2 separate regions of the Mus musculus genome follow, and region 1 is linked to region 2. A link is a loop called in an ENCODE intact Hi-C map of the cell type or tissue named here. Cell type or tissue: heart. All regions are shown on one strand. Each heading gives the region's core, and the rest is flanking DNA. Links, peaks and the distances in the headings are about the cores only. Region 1 holds the start of 5930430L01Rik (RIKEN cDNA 5930430L01 gene). Region 2 holds the start of Katnal1 (katanin p60 subunit A-like 1).

What was found. A loop is a pair of places that touch in the nucleus more often than their neighbours do. Peaks named below come from ENCODE experiments on the same cell type or tissue, not always from the same donor. Only the 100,000 strongest peaks of a DNase experiment are listed, where the experiment ranks them.
Region 1: it touches region 2 in a loop (4-fold over the local background); 3 of 42 quality-filtered maps call a loop at or near these places.

What each region holds. Positions count from the first base shown.
Region 1 is chr5:148,991,775-148,999,768 of GRCm38, forward strand. It overlaps Gm15411 (a long non-coding RNA gene), which reads right to left. Exons shown (of 5, transcript XR_868721.2): 3 at 7,657-7,854; 4 at 4,547-6,686. 5930430L01Rik (RIKEN cDNA 5930430L01 gene) reads right to left here and starts at 3,441. Exons shown (of 2, transcript NR_102384.1): 1 at 3,344-3,441; 2 at 1-1,750. In heart, for the core only: no CTCF peak of the experiment used is centred there; a DNase peak (open chromatin) is centred at 3,497; H3K4me3 peaks cover 1,614 bases; H3K27ac peaks cover 2,578 bases.
Region 2 is chr5:148,924,795-148,932,788 of GRCm38, forward strand. It overlaps Katnal1 (katanin p60 subunit A-like 1), which reads right to left and starts at 3,853. Exons shown (of 11, transcript NM_153572.2): 1 at 3,732-3,853. It overlaps Gm36446 (a long non-coding RNA gene), which reads left to right and starts at 4,018. Exons shown (of 2, transcript XR_377236.1): 1 at 4,018-4,109; 2 at 4,339-4,828. In heart, for the core only: CTCF peaks have their summits at 3,681 and 3,882; a DNase peak (open chromatin) is centred at 4,047; H3K4me3 peaks cover 2,039 bases; H3K27ac peaks cover 2,019 bases.

The DNA of each region.
Region 1 (7,994 bases), core at 1,583-6,582, 67 kb after region 2:
TGAACGCAGTGCTTTGCACAAACTAGGCCATGACTCTCTCATCAAGCTCCAGCCCCAGCCCTTGAGAATAACCCTAAGATACACATTGAGTTTCTAGAGGAGATCTGCCATGAAGCTATTCAAACCCGAACTTCAGACCCGCGCACTGCAGGGCCACCCAGAGGTGTGTGCACAGGCCCAGCCACAGGTTCATATATATGCCCGTCCACCGCTATCAATTCGTCACTGGTGAGATTTTTGATTTTAGTCTATTTATTGATGTGCACGGATGCTTTGCTTGAATATATATGTATGTGCATCATGTAGAAGGCATCAGGTCCTCTGGAACTGGAATTATGGGTGTTTGTGAGCCGGCACGCATGTGCTGGGTATCAAATCCGGGTCTCTGCAAGAGCAACGAGTGTTCTACACCACCGAGCCACCTCTTAGCCCTTGACAGTAGGATTCTTAATCACCTAAGATGGCTGCCTCTTTTCTCCTGCTTCCTGGTTGGCCACACGGTGAGTGGCTCCCTTCTGCAATGATGTTCTTCTGCCCAAGCAGGCTGAGTGAAGCAACTATAGATAGAACCCTCTGCTGAGCCGTGGTAGCTCACAAGCCTTTAATCCCAGCACTCAGGAGGCAGAGGCAGGCAGAGCTCTGTGAGTTCGAGGCCAGCCTGGTCTACGGAGTGAGTTTCAGTACAGCCAGGACTGCACGGAGATGGTTATCAACAACAAAAAGAAGCCTCTGTCAGTGAGCTTTGGGCTCTTACTGTGACCAGTGGTGACAGAGTAGAAGACACGGAAGTCAGGTACAGACTGTGTGGACACTTGTCCACACTCCGGGGACCTAAGCATTCTGTCTCAGCACTCAACCCTCCTGTAAAGACCACAACAAGAAAACTGCAGCTGTTCTTATTGTGGGCTCATTAAGGAGTCCAGGTCAGAGGCCAAGCGAAACAGCAAACTGTTGTACACAAGACGGTGATGCACTGGGGGATGTGAAGCTGACGTAGGAGGTACCCACACACTGCACGTGGGTGGAGTTCAGTCATACCTGGATGGATACACAGCGCTCCTCAGAATGACAAACTTCTGCGTCTACCTTTGTCACAGATAGCTTGCTATTAGGCATTAACAGATGGGTTGTTTTGTTTTGTCGACGCCCGGTTTCAGGTAGCCCAGGCTAGCCTAAAACTGACTTGAAGCTGGGACTAAATTCCCGATCCTCTTTTTGTTGATGTTTGTGGGGATTTTTGTTTTCCTTTGTCATGGTTTTTGTTTTGCTTTGTTTTGAAGACAGGGTCTCACTGTGTGGCCCTGGCTGAGCTGGAATTAGCTACACAGACCAGAGCAGTCTTGAGATCACAGAGGTCTACATGCCCCTGCCTTGTGAGTGCTTGATTAAAGCTGTTCTCCACCAGGCCTGGAAGACTCCTGGTCCTCTCTGGCCTCTATTTCCTTCACGCCAGGCTTTGGCTTTCTAGATTTTTTTGTTGTTGTTTTTGTTTTTGTTTTTTTTTTATGCTTCAACTCACTGAAGGAATACAAAATATTGGATCACATTTCCATGGCATATTCTCTTTTCACTAGAATCTTCCTTTCATCCTCTTTCATTCCCTCAATAATAGGGAAATGGCAGCTAAGATGAGACATTGGCCAGGTACAAGGATGCAAGGATGCGTGCCCATGAACCCAGAGTTTGGGAAATAGAGGGAAGAGCATTGGGAGTTACAGAGAGATCAGCCTGGATCACATGAGACTCTTATCTAGAATAAAATAAAATAAAATCATGACCTCAGTTTTGCCCACCCAGTATCAGCAATTAAAGCCACAATATTTCAATACTATCTTAGAATCCTACAGTGGTTTGGGTGCACTGGCCAGTTGTTACATCAAGGTTGACACAGCTCAGGTCATCTGGAATAAGGGAAGCTCAGTTGAGAAAATGCCCCCATCAGACTGGCCTATCAGCAGGCCTTTTAGGGGATTTCCTTGATTAGTAACTGAAGTGGAAGGGTACAGCCCACTGTGGGCAGCGTCACTCCTAGGCAGGTAGGTCCAGGCGATATAAGAAAGCAGGCTGAGCAAGCCATGGGAGCAAGCCGTCAGAAACATCCCTCCATGGCCTCTGCTTCCTGTCTTCAGGTTCCTGACATGACTTCCCTCAGTGATAATGTGACCAGAGCTGTAAACTGAAACAAACTCTCTTCACAAGTAGGTTTTGGTCATGGTGTTTTATCCAAGCAATTGAAAGCATACTAAGATGACTTTATTAAAATCAGTCTAAGACAACAGATTGAATTAAAGCCCATTCTTGTAAGATGCATCTCGGACTTTTGGGGAATTTAAGAAACATGGCATTTTACTGCATGTATGGAACAACAAATAGAACTCAAGAATAATCAATTTTTATAATTAAGTCTCCTTACTGAGTACAAACCCAAAGGAAAAGGGATTAGAGCATTGTTGCAAAAGTATTCTCATGGGATCGGAGAACCATTGAGTAAACTAAGTAGATTTAAAACTGGTGGGCTATAGAGGTAACCGGATACCTCCGGTCATCTTTTTATTTATTTTTGAGTTGGCTCTCACTATGTAGCCCTGGCTGTCCTGGAATTTGCTGTATGAACAGGGCTGGCCTCAGACTCACAGAGATTCATCTGCATAAGACTGAATCTTCATTACGCAGTGACTGGGGAAAGGTCTGTTTGCACAATGTGAAAAGTGGAAATTTGAGGTTTTAAAAGCGCGGGCTTCTTCCTTTGTTTATTCCCTAAGTCCCTTTCTCTGTGCTGTACCCACTCCCTCCAACAAAGCTTGGTCACTTTCCATCCCACTCGCTATTTTCACTTCTACGCTAACATCAAACTCAATTCTACGTCACAGATTTTAGAAGCACCCAGGAACAGTACCCAGCCTAGAGAAGGAGAAAGAAATGTCTAAATTCAAAGGCTGAGCAAGGAAACCGCCTGCCAGGCCTGCCTGCCTGGTCGGTCTCATCAATCACAAGACTTAGGTGTCATGAAAACTCCGCCAGAGCTCCCACAGGCTGACGTGCCTCCTCCCTCTCATCGTCTCCGGGAACCCTTGGCACCAATTTCTTAAGGCACAGAAACCTGGCTCTCCGCTTAAGTTTTAACCAAGAACTTCTCTGAGGTCCCAGCAGCGCTGGGGCGGCGCACTGGCTCCTAGGCTGCTGATGCTGTGGCCCTAGCTACCCAGGGCTGCAAAAGCAGGAGGTGCCGCGCAAGGCTGCAAGTTCTAGAGAAAGCAGGGGGCGAGGGGCTCTGTTTGCCGGCTCCGCCATCTCCTCTAGAAAGCACTTAGCGAGAATAAAGTCACCCGCCCACCCCGGATACCTTCTATTGCAATTCTGACGTCCGGGCCTCCTTAAAGCCAGCATTTTTCTCCCTGGGAGAAAGCATTAGTTAATGATTGCCAGCCGCCTTCGCTGTCTGGCAGGCCACGTGACCTGGACACGTGACTTGGAGCCGGCTGGGATGGTTTCTCCTCTTTGAATAAGCTCCTGCTTATTATTGCAGTTACAAGCCTGTGGAAGCGGTGGGTGCAACGTGATTGCCTGGCGGTTACACAACGCCAGAGAGCTGTGCTCGCCGCTGCCAGCCAGCCGCTCCGGGGCTGACTTCTAAAGGAACAGAAAACAAACAGGACTTGCTGTTTTCCAAAGTGAGAGTTCGTTTTCTCTTTAGAAAAAAGCATCTTGGCAAAAGGCAAAGCCCAACCTTGCCAAACTGTACTAGTTCTTTTGGGGCAAAAAGATAAAACTACCGTGCAACAGGCGATTTTTACCACGCCTTTCTCTTCTTTCTCCCTGAAAAGGCCTCGAATAGGTTCTTTTTACGTTTATAAAAAGTGTACAATAATAGAACTTGGAGGCATATACTTTTAATCCCAGCACTCCTGGAAGCAGAGGCACATAGAAATTTGTGATCTTGAAGCCAACCTAGTTTACATAGCAAGTTCCTGGCCAGCCTGGGATACACTATGAGAACCTGTGTCGTCGTCGTCCTCGTCTCCCCCACCCCCCAACGCCACCCTACAATCTATCCCCCACCCAGTATTAAGGTTCTAATACAATAGTAAGAGTGTTTGGCTTCCATGTATTAAAGCTCTTAGGATTAAACCCAGAGAGAGGAAGAGAGGGAAGAAGGAAGGGAAAAGAAAAAGGCTCTATGGTTAGTTTTAAATTTAAACTGCAAATGAAAAGGTCTTTTGTGGCTCCTCCTGCCTTTAATTTGTAAAATATTAACAGTTGAATTTTTATTTTCAGCGTCTGGAAGAAGCTTCATAGGAGACATTATATGCATGCATATGAATGAAAATATATGCAGATTAGCCTCCAGAGGGCCTTTCCCCCCACCAAGATATCTTTACTGTGTGCGTCTTAGAACTGTCCAACGTCCCTGCAAAGGGAGCCCTGCAATGTTTAGCTTTCTCCTTGTTGACAATTACAAGAGATGGGCAGAGAGGGAAAAAAAACCACACAACTGAGTAGGACAGATGCCCTCCCCAGGTGGGACTGCTGAGGGAGGTCCCCATACCTGTCTCTTCCTTTGAGGCGACCCTTTCTCCAGCCCAGGCCAAGAAGTTCTCAGTGGTGAATTCATTCCACAGCCTGCTAGCTGTTACTGCAGGAGCCTCGATAGCAGGAGTAACAACCAGAGACAGACAGGCAGACAGACAGACAGACAGACAGAGCAAGCCTGCCTTCTTGGGGTTTTACTTCAGAGATCTCCAGGGCCCAGCCTGGCCTGGCCTGGCCCAGACTGAAGTAGCTAGTGCAGTCTGAGAGGCCCCTTTCTGTTCTCCTGGCATTGCCAAGGGCCCTGCTCTACTGGCTCGAAAGACTCACGGATGTGCCAGCTGACTCACGGTGTGGTGGTTTGAACAAGAATGCCGCCCCCTCCCCCCCCTATCCCACCCCACCCCCACCCCCGACAAGCTCATGGATTTGTCATGGTGCTTTTGGAGTTCAGGAGGTACTGCCTGGATGGGGTAAGTGTGTCACTCTGAAGGGGCTTGGAGGATTTAAAGACTCCACGCTGCCGTTTGCAGCTCACTTTGTCTGCTTTGTGCTGTGCCTCCAGATGTGAGCGCACAGCTTCTTGCTCCTGCCCCTGGGGCTCTGCCCCCTTCTATTGGACTCTTGAATCTGAAGCCCAAATATGTTTTGTTTTTCCTTCTCTAAGGTGCCTTGCTTATGGTATTTTTACCATAGCAACAGAAAGGTAACTGAAACACATGGGAGAACAAGAATTCAACCTTTGCTGGAAGGCTCAGGTGCGACCTCGTTTCTTAGGGACCCTTCAAGTCAGCCTCAGGAGGCTGTCATGCACCTTCATTTATAAGGGTCTGGTTGCTCTTGGCAGCAGGACTAGGAGAATGACAGGTGTGTTCTAGCGTGAACTGTGCCTCAAGCTTGAGAGTCCAAGGAAGCATAGAGTCCAAGGAAGCATCCTATCCCTGCTCCTCCATAGCCAACCTGCAAGGCGCCTGCGGAGGATCCCACTGGCCTGCCCAAAGTGCCTGGGGATCAGGTGTGGTTGATGTGATCTCAACACCGTTCATATTTACTGCTGAAAGGTGTAGAGAGAAACCCTTGCTTTGACTGGGCCAAACAGGACCTTTGGAAGGAGCTTCTCATATTCAAACTACAGCAGGGCCTAGCCTCAAAAGACATAAAGGATCATCTGTATGCTCGGTCTTTGCAGCATCGTTTGCGTTATCCCAAGTGCCCGTTCTTGGATGGATAGGAAACAAGGTGAGGCTAGGAAATATAATATGCTAAATATCCGGCCTTGTGGTGGTTTGAGTGAAATAGGCTCAGCCATTTGAATACCTGGTCCTCAGCCGTGGCGATGTTTGAGAAAGCATGCAGGCTTGCTGGAGAGGACATGTCACCGAGGGTGGGGTTTCGGAGTTTATAGGCTGGCCCACTCTCTGCTGGTGGTCCAAGATCTCCATGCCTCCTAAACATGATGGGCTCTGGTTCCTCAGGGACCAGAAGCCCGAAGCAAGAAAACCAACAACAAACAAAACAAACACAACACAAAACAACAACCAAAACCTCTTTCTTCCGTAAGCTGCTTTTGGTTGTAGGTTTGTTTGTTTGTAGCACATCAACCGAAAGGTGTAGCTAACCAAACCTTGACAAGGAAGAAGATTCTGGCGCAGCATGGAAGAACCTGGACACCGCGCTAAGCAAATGGACTCTATCACTCCCTGTGGTTGTTATACAGTTCTCCCTCTATGAGGAGTCTAGAGGAGAACGCGGTGCCTGGAGGCTTAGGGAGGGGAAAGCGCGGAGAGAAACCTGTGTTTGGCAGGTAAGAAACTTCACTGGAAAGACGAAAAGGCTCTGGAGACCCGGTGGACACAACAGTCAGGAAGCTGTGTAAATGTTCTCCATGCCGCTCACTTGTCTGCATAAAATGTCAACACACCAAGTTGTATAGCGACAATATCCTACCACATAATATTACTAGCCTCTGGTAATCTCAAACAGTCTTTGGCCTGTTTTGGAACGATAAGTTCTTTGAAGATGACCCCTTCAATGTCCTTGGAGATGAAAAGCCCACAATGCCATCTTCCTGTCCTTTAGCTTTGGTTTGATGGTACCCGAGGCCTTCGTGGGTGCATCCCTGCCCTCCTCAGCTTTTTGGCCACTGGAGAGAGAGAGATCTGCTGGCAAGAAAACATGGGAGTGTGTAAGGGGAAGGTACAAGGTCAGCCACAGCTATGGCCTGTTCCCGCTGCCGCCATCAGTGAGGGGTCATCGGTTTGAGAAGAACTGGTCTTGGTCTGTCTGCATGGGTCATGTTTTTCTCACCTTTTAGTAGATTTTGTAGAAAGTTCTGAAAAATCCGGAAGAAGCGTGAGCATGGGAGCTGGGCTGGAATGTGAGGGAGGAAGACCGGAGGAAGCGCAAGGGGAAAGGGAAGACAGGAAGCCGCAAACATTCCACAGGGCTCCCTGGACGAGGTTGGACTGGTGATAAGGATAAGGATGGCCTTGGAGCACTGTCCCTACTAACATCGAGCCATCTCCAGGATTCGCTCATAAACTAAGAGGCAGGTCGGATACGGGAGACTTCTATTACTACTGTGCAACACATCTGTCTCCCGCTTCTACCCTCATATCACCCCCACCCCACCCCCACCCCCGCTCACTGCTAGGCAGGTGGCCCTGGGTTCACCATTCATCATGGTCTCTGCTTCAGGCTCTGCCTCTGGGTTCCTGCCTTAATGGACTATCACCTCTAAGCCAGGGGGATTCTCAACCTTCCTAATGCTGTGATGCTTTTATACCGTTCCTCGTGTTGTAGCGATCCCCCCCCCACACACACACACACAGAAAATTATTTCATTGCTTTTTGATAACTGTAATTTTGCTACTGTTATGAATTGTAACATAAGTATCTGTGTTTTCCGATTATCTTACGTGACCCCTGTGAAAGGGTCATTCTACCCCCACAGCTTTGGGGGGGAAAAAACAAAACAAAACGGAAGCCCTAGGAGAAGCGGAGGTGCGCCGGTCACGTGACCCCTCTGCTGCCTCGAACACGGACTGGAGGTGTTTCCAGCTTGGCTCATCCTAAGCTTCAGTAGCCAAGATTTCTTCTGACTTGAGTTGTTTCCTTAAGTAGGCTCACCTGACAGAGAAAGACATGTCCATTCATTCCTCGAAAATATTGATTTTTCCCCACTCGCAGGTGGAATGAGGGAACACAGCTGTGAGAGGCCGCCCAGCCATGCAGAGGAAGTGAGGGGCACCCGGGGGTGCGGTGTGAGCATGGAAGGTGTTGGTATCGGGATGTCAATCCGTAGATACTATCAGGGCAAGCTTCTCCCTGGAAGATAAAAGACCGAAGACAGGAGATGCAAAGGAAGGCAATGTGGAAAAGGACACCAGGGTGCCTTTTAAATGGTGGCTTTTAAATGTTTTAATACTCCACCCCTCCCCACCCCCCAATGCCTTTGCGCATTCTAG
Region 2 (7,994 bases), core at 1,074-6,073:
TTCGGAAACTGACCGCATTTCCATCTTTTAGTTCTGTGAACAGAATCTCCTCCAGGACGATGGCCCGCTGAAGTCTGTCCAGTTCTTCTGGCATTTGCTTTCTTATCCACCTTGGGTATGTGATGTTGGGTGCTTCCTCTGCTGACAGAGGTGTGTACGGGCTCTTCAGCACAGACCTGTGTACTGCGTGAGCACACTGCCTTCATCCTCTGACTCACTCTGCGCCCTAGTTAAAATTCCTAATGCATTTCTCCACCTTTTCTTGTTTTGACATGAGTATGCACTGATAACAGTAATAATGTAGGTGTCATGTATGGCACTGAGACTCGGGTGACAGTGTTATCAAGCACTTCGTAAAGCCTGTGCAAATGTCACTCCATCTCTTGACACACCTACCAGTCCAGAGAAAGGCAGCTACAAGCAAGTACATAGACAACTGGGCGTGGCTGCATCCCAACACAACTCATGTGCAGTCACCAAAGTCAGAATCTCCTTTCGTTTTTATCAGTTATCAAATACCTTTTTTCTTCAACTATTAGAAGAAAGCAGATCATCCCTTGGCCATGGGTCATTCAGGAATAGCCTGCTGGGTCGCAGTTTGTGGGTGCCTGCTTGAACCTCCCGTTTGAGGGCCGGAGGGATTATACCCCAAAGAGGCAGAAAGGAAAAACATAATTGTAGCCAGACTTTGGCTATTTTGTAGGTTTTTCTTTCTTCCACCCTTCTCCACGCCCTTTCTTCTATCCTTTTACCACCCTAACACTGGATAGGTAAGAAAAAAGAATAGAGGGGGGAAGGGGGCAATGCTATCATTAGACTACTTCCTGGTGATGAGGGGCGTTGAGTTCCTTGAGGCAAGTTTGATCTTCGACATCAGGACATCTATGGTCATCTTGTTCCTTCCTTTCTCACGACTACTTAACATACTGCAACCAACTAACAAGCAACAACAACCCTGCCTCTCAGGGCCCTGGCATTTATATGCCCTCTGTCATAGTTATGGTGTCGTTGCTGTGAAGAGACACCATGACCATGGCAACTCTTATAAGGACAACATTTCATTGGGGCAGGCTTACAGGTTCAGAGGTTCAGTCCATTGTCATCATGATGGGAAGCATGGCAGTGTCCAGGCTGGCATGGTGCAGGAGGAACTGAGAGTTCTACATCTTGTTCTGAAGGCAACCAGAGACTGTTTCATGGGCAACTAGGAAGAAGGGCTCTTCTGCTCTGGGTGGAGCCTAAACATAGGACCTTGATGCCTGCCTACACAGTGACAGGCTTCCTCTAACAAGGCCACTCCCACTCCAACAAGGCCACACCTCCTAACAGTGCCTTTTCCCGTGGGACAAGTTTATTCAAACCACCACAGCCTCTGAAGATTATCCAGAATTCCAAGTGTCACACATTTGCAAAACTCATAGAAGTCGCCCTGCTTCTACCTTCTGGATACTGGACTAAATGTGTGTACCACCATCCTTGACCTCACCCTGGTTTTGGAGACAAGGTCTCTCAATGTCCTTATGCTTGCCAAGTAGGCTAGGCTAGCTGACCACCAGGCCCCCAAGGGATTTCTGTTTTCACCTCCCCAGAGCTAGGATGACAAGCATATGCCAGTATACCCAGCATTTGGGAGGGTGGGGGGAGAAATGGGAATTGAACCCCTGGTCTTCAGGCTTCCATACCCAGCACTATTCCAACTGAACTCTCTCTCCAGCTCCTGCATAGGTTTTGAACCTCTTCTGAAACGTCAGGATGTAACTGAAGGAGAGAATTCTAAGTGGCATCTCGAAATCACACAGAACCCAGTCCTCCCAATGTCTGTGGTAACTTTGTGATAGAATGTCTGTGGTAACTCTGTAGTAATGGAAGTGGTGAGAAGAGGTGCAGGAATGGCTGCTGACGTCTCTGCCTGTGACTCCAGAGATACAGAATGAGACATCACATCAATGGATTAAGACCAGAAGAGATCCAGGCCCTGTCCAAGGAGGAACTCCAAGGACAGATGCCTGTCACCTGAGGGGACTTGGAGTTGGCTCTTAAGAAAATCGCCAAGTCTGTCTCAGCAGCAGACCTGGAGAAGCACGAAAAGTGGATGGTTGAGTTTGGGTCTGCGTGATTGGTCAGCTCTTCCATCTCTGGGAGTTTTCTTTATGAAATATAAAGACATTCCTGAAATTATAAAACCATCTAGAGGTACAGAGAACTATAGTTGAGAAGCAAGGTATGCTCGTACAGTCTGCTGGCTTCAGGCTACCAAACCTCATACGTGTGGTACAGAGTAAGCAAGCCAGTGGCTGGGGTCGAAGGGCCTCACCAGGACTACTTCCTACTGATTAGGGGTGTCAAGTTTCTTGGGGCAAGTTCCATCTTTGCCATCAGGATATCTAATTTCTTGTTGTTGTTTCTTCTTTACGTAGGAACAATTACTTAACAAGTGGTGATCAAGAACCAACCCCACCTCTTGGAGTCTTAGCATTTATATGCCCTCTGAAAAGTCCCCAGAATTCCAAACATCACACAGTCACGGAAACTATCTGGCTGTTGGCAAAAATCACATCCCTTGTACAGCATGAGGCAAATCGCAGTCAACCGCTGTGGACAATCTGAAGCAGCCCAATATCCCAAACCTGGGATTAAAACAAAAACAATTTTTATATTTCTATGTAAATTCCATGTTTAAAAAAAACACCAAAATTCTCACTACACATAATAAAAAGAGGAAATCATCCTGAGCCATGCTTAATATCAGCATCCTGAGACAGACAGGTGAGCTCCAGGACAGCCTGGTTTACACAGTGAGTTCTAGCTAGCCAAAACTACACAGTGAAGCCTGGTCTCTAAAACAAAGAAAAATGTGCATAAATCAATCAGGTATTTTTAAAAAATAGAAACAGAATACAGAACACTTCAGTGTAGTCAAAAGGAGATTGTTCAGAAAGTTCAATAAAATACATTTCTAGTAAAGTTGGCTAGAGGAGAAAGTCAGAAATGAAGGAGAGCTAGCAACAGAAACTTCCAAGGGAGTGAAAGACCAAACAAAGCTTAATGAAATAGACAAGTGTGTGAGATCGCAGCACATCAAAACCCACTAAGAAATCTCATCAGTCAATAAAACCAAGTTCGTTATTTATGACCTCCCCAAAATACTCCAGACCCATCAGCTTCGTGTGTGCGTTCTAGGAAGTGCTTGGGGAAAAAAGAAACAAATGCTAAAGACACTCTCCAGAAAAAGGCAAAAATTAACTAGCCATTGAAAGTTTAACTAGTCTTCAAAGAACCAAAATATGTGTGGGCAACATTTAGGTAGTAAGTGAAGAGTGGAGCCGGAAGGGGGCATTAATTACTCCATGACATTCAACCTCAATAGCTAACATGCAACATATATATATGTATATGTATTCAGACATCACCAAATAACAGTAATATCCTTCATCAGCTTTCACACTTGTCCTTTTAAATATTACTGTCCTCTGAACACACGCTAATGAATGGATTTTATATGCCAAAAGCTCTGAGGTACTTGAAAAATAAGCAGAAATACCTAGAGATTCACAGGGAAAGGCAAAGGCCTTTTAGTGAAGGCTTTGTCGGGTCTCGCATCGACCTTGCGCCATACATACGGTTCTGCACCAAGAGGCAGCACCCTAGGAGGCCCAGGCCCCGCGCGGTGGCGATGGAGCGGGGCCGCGAGTGCAGAGGCTGCGGGGCTGGAGCGCAGCAATGAGGCTCACCTGCGCTACCCCCGCCCGACGCACAGCGCCCAATCCAGCGACCACCCCGGAGCCCCCTGCAGACAAAGAGTCACTTTAACACCATCTGAGTAGCTCCCAATTTATCAGTCTGTCGCCGCGCTCCGGACCGCTGGGCTTTGTAGTTCTCGGCCCGAATCACCCAGCCAAGGCGGCGAGCCTGATGAGCCACCGAACTACAAGACCCATGATACCCTGCGACTGGTGCTACATTCTGCGTGGCTCTCCCGCTTCTCCTCCGGGGGAGCGGCCTGTTGCCGGCGGCCGAGGTCTTGCGGACTGGGGCTGCCCGCCTGGGCTCCGCAACCCGGCTCTCCCTGTCAAGCCCGGCCCCTCGGGCTCACCACTTAGATCCTGCAGGTCAGGGCTGTCAAGGAACGGGGAGGGGCGAGGCGGGGCGCCGTTAGCCGCCGCCCGCCCGGAGTCCGTTAGTTCGCGGCCGGCGCGAAGAGGCGGTGGCTCACGGTTGCCATGGCAGCTGCGGCAGTGCTGCGGAGAGGGCGTGGGGCTGAGTCAGCGTTGGGAAAGGGGGCAGTAGGGAAGGATGCTCAGAGGCGAGTGTGGCGAACACGGAGCCCTCACCCCACAGGATGAGGAACCCGAGACCCTAGGTGGGGCGTGCTGCACCGGCCGGCATCGGGGCGGGACGTGTGCAGCGACAGAGAGCGGCTTCTAAGGAGGCGACCTTGCTGAGCCAGCTCTGTGGATTGGAGGCTGCTCGCAGCCCCCTCCCGCCATCCTCCAGGGAGTGGAGTGAGAACGAGCCATTGCTTAGATAGCGTGTGCACACAGCCTACAGGAGGATTCTGGACTCTGGAACTCGTAAATGGCACTGCTCCCCACCTATTGAATTCGAAGCTATAATGGGTCTTATGCAGAGGTTTGTGCACTCTTCAGTGTACTATGGGCCTGGATTAACAACCTGGCCTTCTAACACAGCTCCTTGGCTAACTGGTTGGTAGCCGATGACCCGAGGCACCTTACCTACCTGCTCTGAACGTTTTAGTCTGCAAAATGGAACTATCTCTGTTCCTGAGAGAAACTTTTATGATAAAACAGAATAAAAGTCTGGCACCTCACACGGTAGCTTTCAGATACTAGTTAATCCAATCGTGATAAAAGTCAAAATATAAGCCGGGCGTGGTGGCGCATGCCTTTAATCCCAGCACTCGGGAGGCAGAGGCAGGTGGATCTCTGAGTTCGAGGCCAGCCTGGTCTACAAAGTGAGTTCCAGGACAGCCAGGGCTATACAGAGAAACCCTGTCTCGAAAAACCAAAAAAAAAAAAAAAAAAAAAAAAAAAAAAAGGTCAAAATATTTGACTAGCAGTTGAAGGTGGATTGGCCGATGGGGAAATTGTCCTGTACCGATTAAAAAGTGCTATATCGCCGGACAGGGGTGGCTCACACCTTTCATCCCAGCACTTGGGAGGCAGAGGCAGGCGGATTTCTGAGTTCGAGGCCAGCCTGGTCTACAGAGTGAGTTCCAGGACAGCCAGGGCTACACAGAGAAACCCTGTCTCAGGGGAAAAAAAAAAAAAGTGCTATATTTCGCTAAAGGTTTAGGTCAGGGAAGTGTCTGTAGCTGTCAGAACTCATGGAATAGAACAGTTATGATTTGTACATTTTGTTGTGTGTAAATATACTTCAAAAGTAGTGTGATGCCTTAGGAAATTAAATTAGGGAAGGTGGGCACTGTGTCAGTGCCTTTATTCCTGGCAGTTGGGAGGCAGCAGCCAGACTGGTCTACAAATTGAGTCCCAAGACAGCCAGTTCTTGTTATACAAAGAAACCCTGTTTTGAAAACAAAACAAAAGAAACAAAAGAACTAAATTAGGACTGTGTAACTTATTTGTTAGAGCGCTTACCTGGCATGCATAAAGCCATGGGTTTGATCCCCTATACCACATACAGGGTACACCCAGGTAGATTGGCTGCACAGCTCTGCAACCCAGCATTCAGGAGAATGAAAGCACAAGGATTAAATGTTCAGAACCAACCTCAGCTACCTAAAGAATTAAAGGCCAGCTTGGGATGTGCGAGAGACCAAGGAAGAAAAGAACAGATAAATCATGATGGGGCAGGGGTAGTGGCTCACACCTGTAATCTCAGAACCTGGGAGGTTCAGTAAGGCGGGACACTTACCTCTAATTGGGGGTCAACCTGGGCTACAAGGTGAGACTGTCTCAAAAGGTGGGGCAGAGAAAAAAAAGTTGAAAAAGCAAGCTATTTCATTGTCAGAGTCTCCCCATCACAGAGATCTCCTTCCAATTGGTTCGAGCCTTCTGCTCACCTCTGTGGGGAGGCCTAGTCCTCTCTAAGCCTGTACTGTCCATGGGGGACACAGCCTCAGGGTCACTTCTAGCTCAGAGTCCTTTTTCTGAGCACTCAAGACTTCCTCATATCTTACCTGCAACTCTGCTTCTTCCCCCGCCCCGCCCCCCTCTGAATTCCACACCCTTTTCTTTGCTTGTTTGCAAAGCACACCTTTTTCTGAAGGTCTGAAAGTCTGGAGTAGGCTCACACCCGCCTTTGCCCCTCCACCAACTCCCATTCCTCCAGCAGAAGCCACAGCTTGCTCCTGCCCAACATTCTACAGGCGGTCTCTCCCATTCTCTTCCTCTCTTTCTACAGTATTTCCCATCTCTCAGTCTCCCCCGGCCCCGGTATTTTCACACCATTCCTCGAAAAAATGATAGGAATCTGCTCCCAGCTGAACTCATGTTTTTGTAGCAGGAATGAGGGTCACCTGATCCACCCATCCCTCCTATAGTTTCCCTTGTGATCATCCCTGGGCTCTGCAAGGCAGCTGGCCAGGCCTGTAGTGCAATCTGCAGCCATGAAAAGGACTCTAGACAAGGTTCTGATGCCTAGCTGCTTTGGTTTTCAGGGCCAGGATCCCAGATAATCAACTTAGCAGGACAAACTTGAGAATGGGTGTCAGCAAGACACAGACAGCTGCTCATGGGCTGGGGTGGATGGTCTCATCGACCATGAGTCACTGAGGCATAGCCAGGAACACCAAGAAGGGCAAAGCTCACAAAGGAGACAAAGTTCTCAAAGCTGGTGAAGGGAACTTGGAAGGAGTAAGAACCAAGAAACCTTTTCTTATTTTCACTGGCTACTTTGTGTCTTAGTTACTGTTCTATTGCTGTGAAGAAACACCATGACCAAGGTTACTTATAAACAAAACCATTTAACTGGGAGCTAGCTTACAGTTTCAGAGGGTTAGTCCTCGACCATTGTGGCTGGAAGCATGGCAGCAGGCAATGCACTTGAGCAGTAGTGGGGATGGGGGGGAGGGGAGGGAGAAAGCAAGCGAGCTAACTGGGAACACTGTGGGCCTTTAACCTCAAAGCCCATCCTCAGTGATGCATATCCTCCAATAAGGCCACACCTCCTAATCCTTCCCAAACAGTTCCACCAACTGGACACCAAGCATTCAAATATATATATGAGCCCTGATGGGGACCACTCTCATTCAAACCACCATGTGCTGTGCTGTTAAAGTGATAGTTTGCACTATACAAACCCAACCCAAAAGCCAGGGTTGGAAATTAATGTTAATTAACCTATCACTCTTAAAAGGAGACATACCATCTTGAATGCAGTCATATGTTGGTTTCTCTTGGGATCTAGGTCTTCTTGGCCTCTAGAGTTTGATGTTGCTGATCACCCATTCTGGTGACCTATGACCCTTGCTCTCATCATAGCTTCCCATCTGTCCGTTGTATTATTCCCCAACCCCTCTACCAGTTCCAAAGGTCACATCTCCACAAATATCCCATTTCCAGAGAACTCTAGCAGATGCTCAGACTTCCCCCTCTGGTCCTGACACCTCAGCTGCAGAGTCATGCACTTAGCCCAAGCAGGGCTTGTGCATCGAATTTCACACACCAAGCTGGGCTTGTGCATCCTGGCTGTGCTCTTTTTGCTTCTGTTCACCTGTGTGGTCACTGTCAACATCCTTCCTGTCCTAGAAAGATTTACACAAACCCTTCCCATATAGATCTCATTTCTGTTCCTGATCATCTTCCCCTTCTCTTTACTCACAGAATCTCCTGCCAATTATCAAGAAACCTGCTGTCCATTCTGTCTGGTGATAGCACATCTATTTCTTATTAATGTGCTCCTTACTGTTATTTCGAGCTTTTCTTTATGTTTCTGGGTATTCCCCAAACACCATCATAGACAGACAGATGTCATGTGTTTGGGGGTACACAAGTGCATGCATGCATATGAAGGGC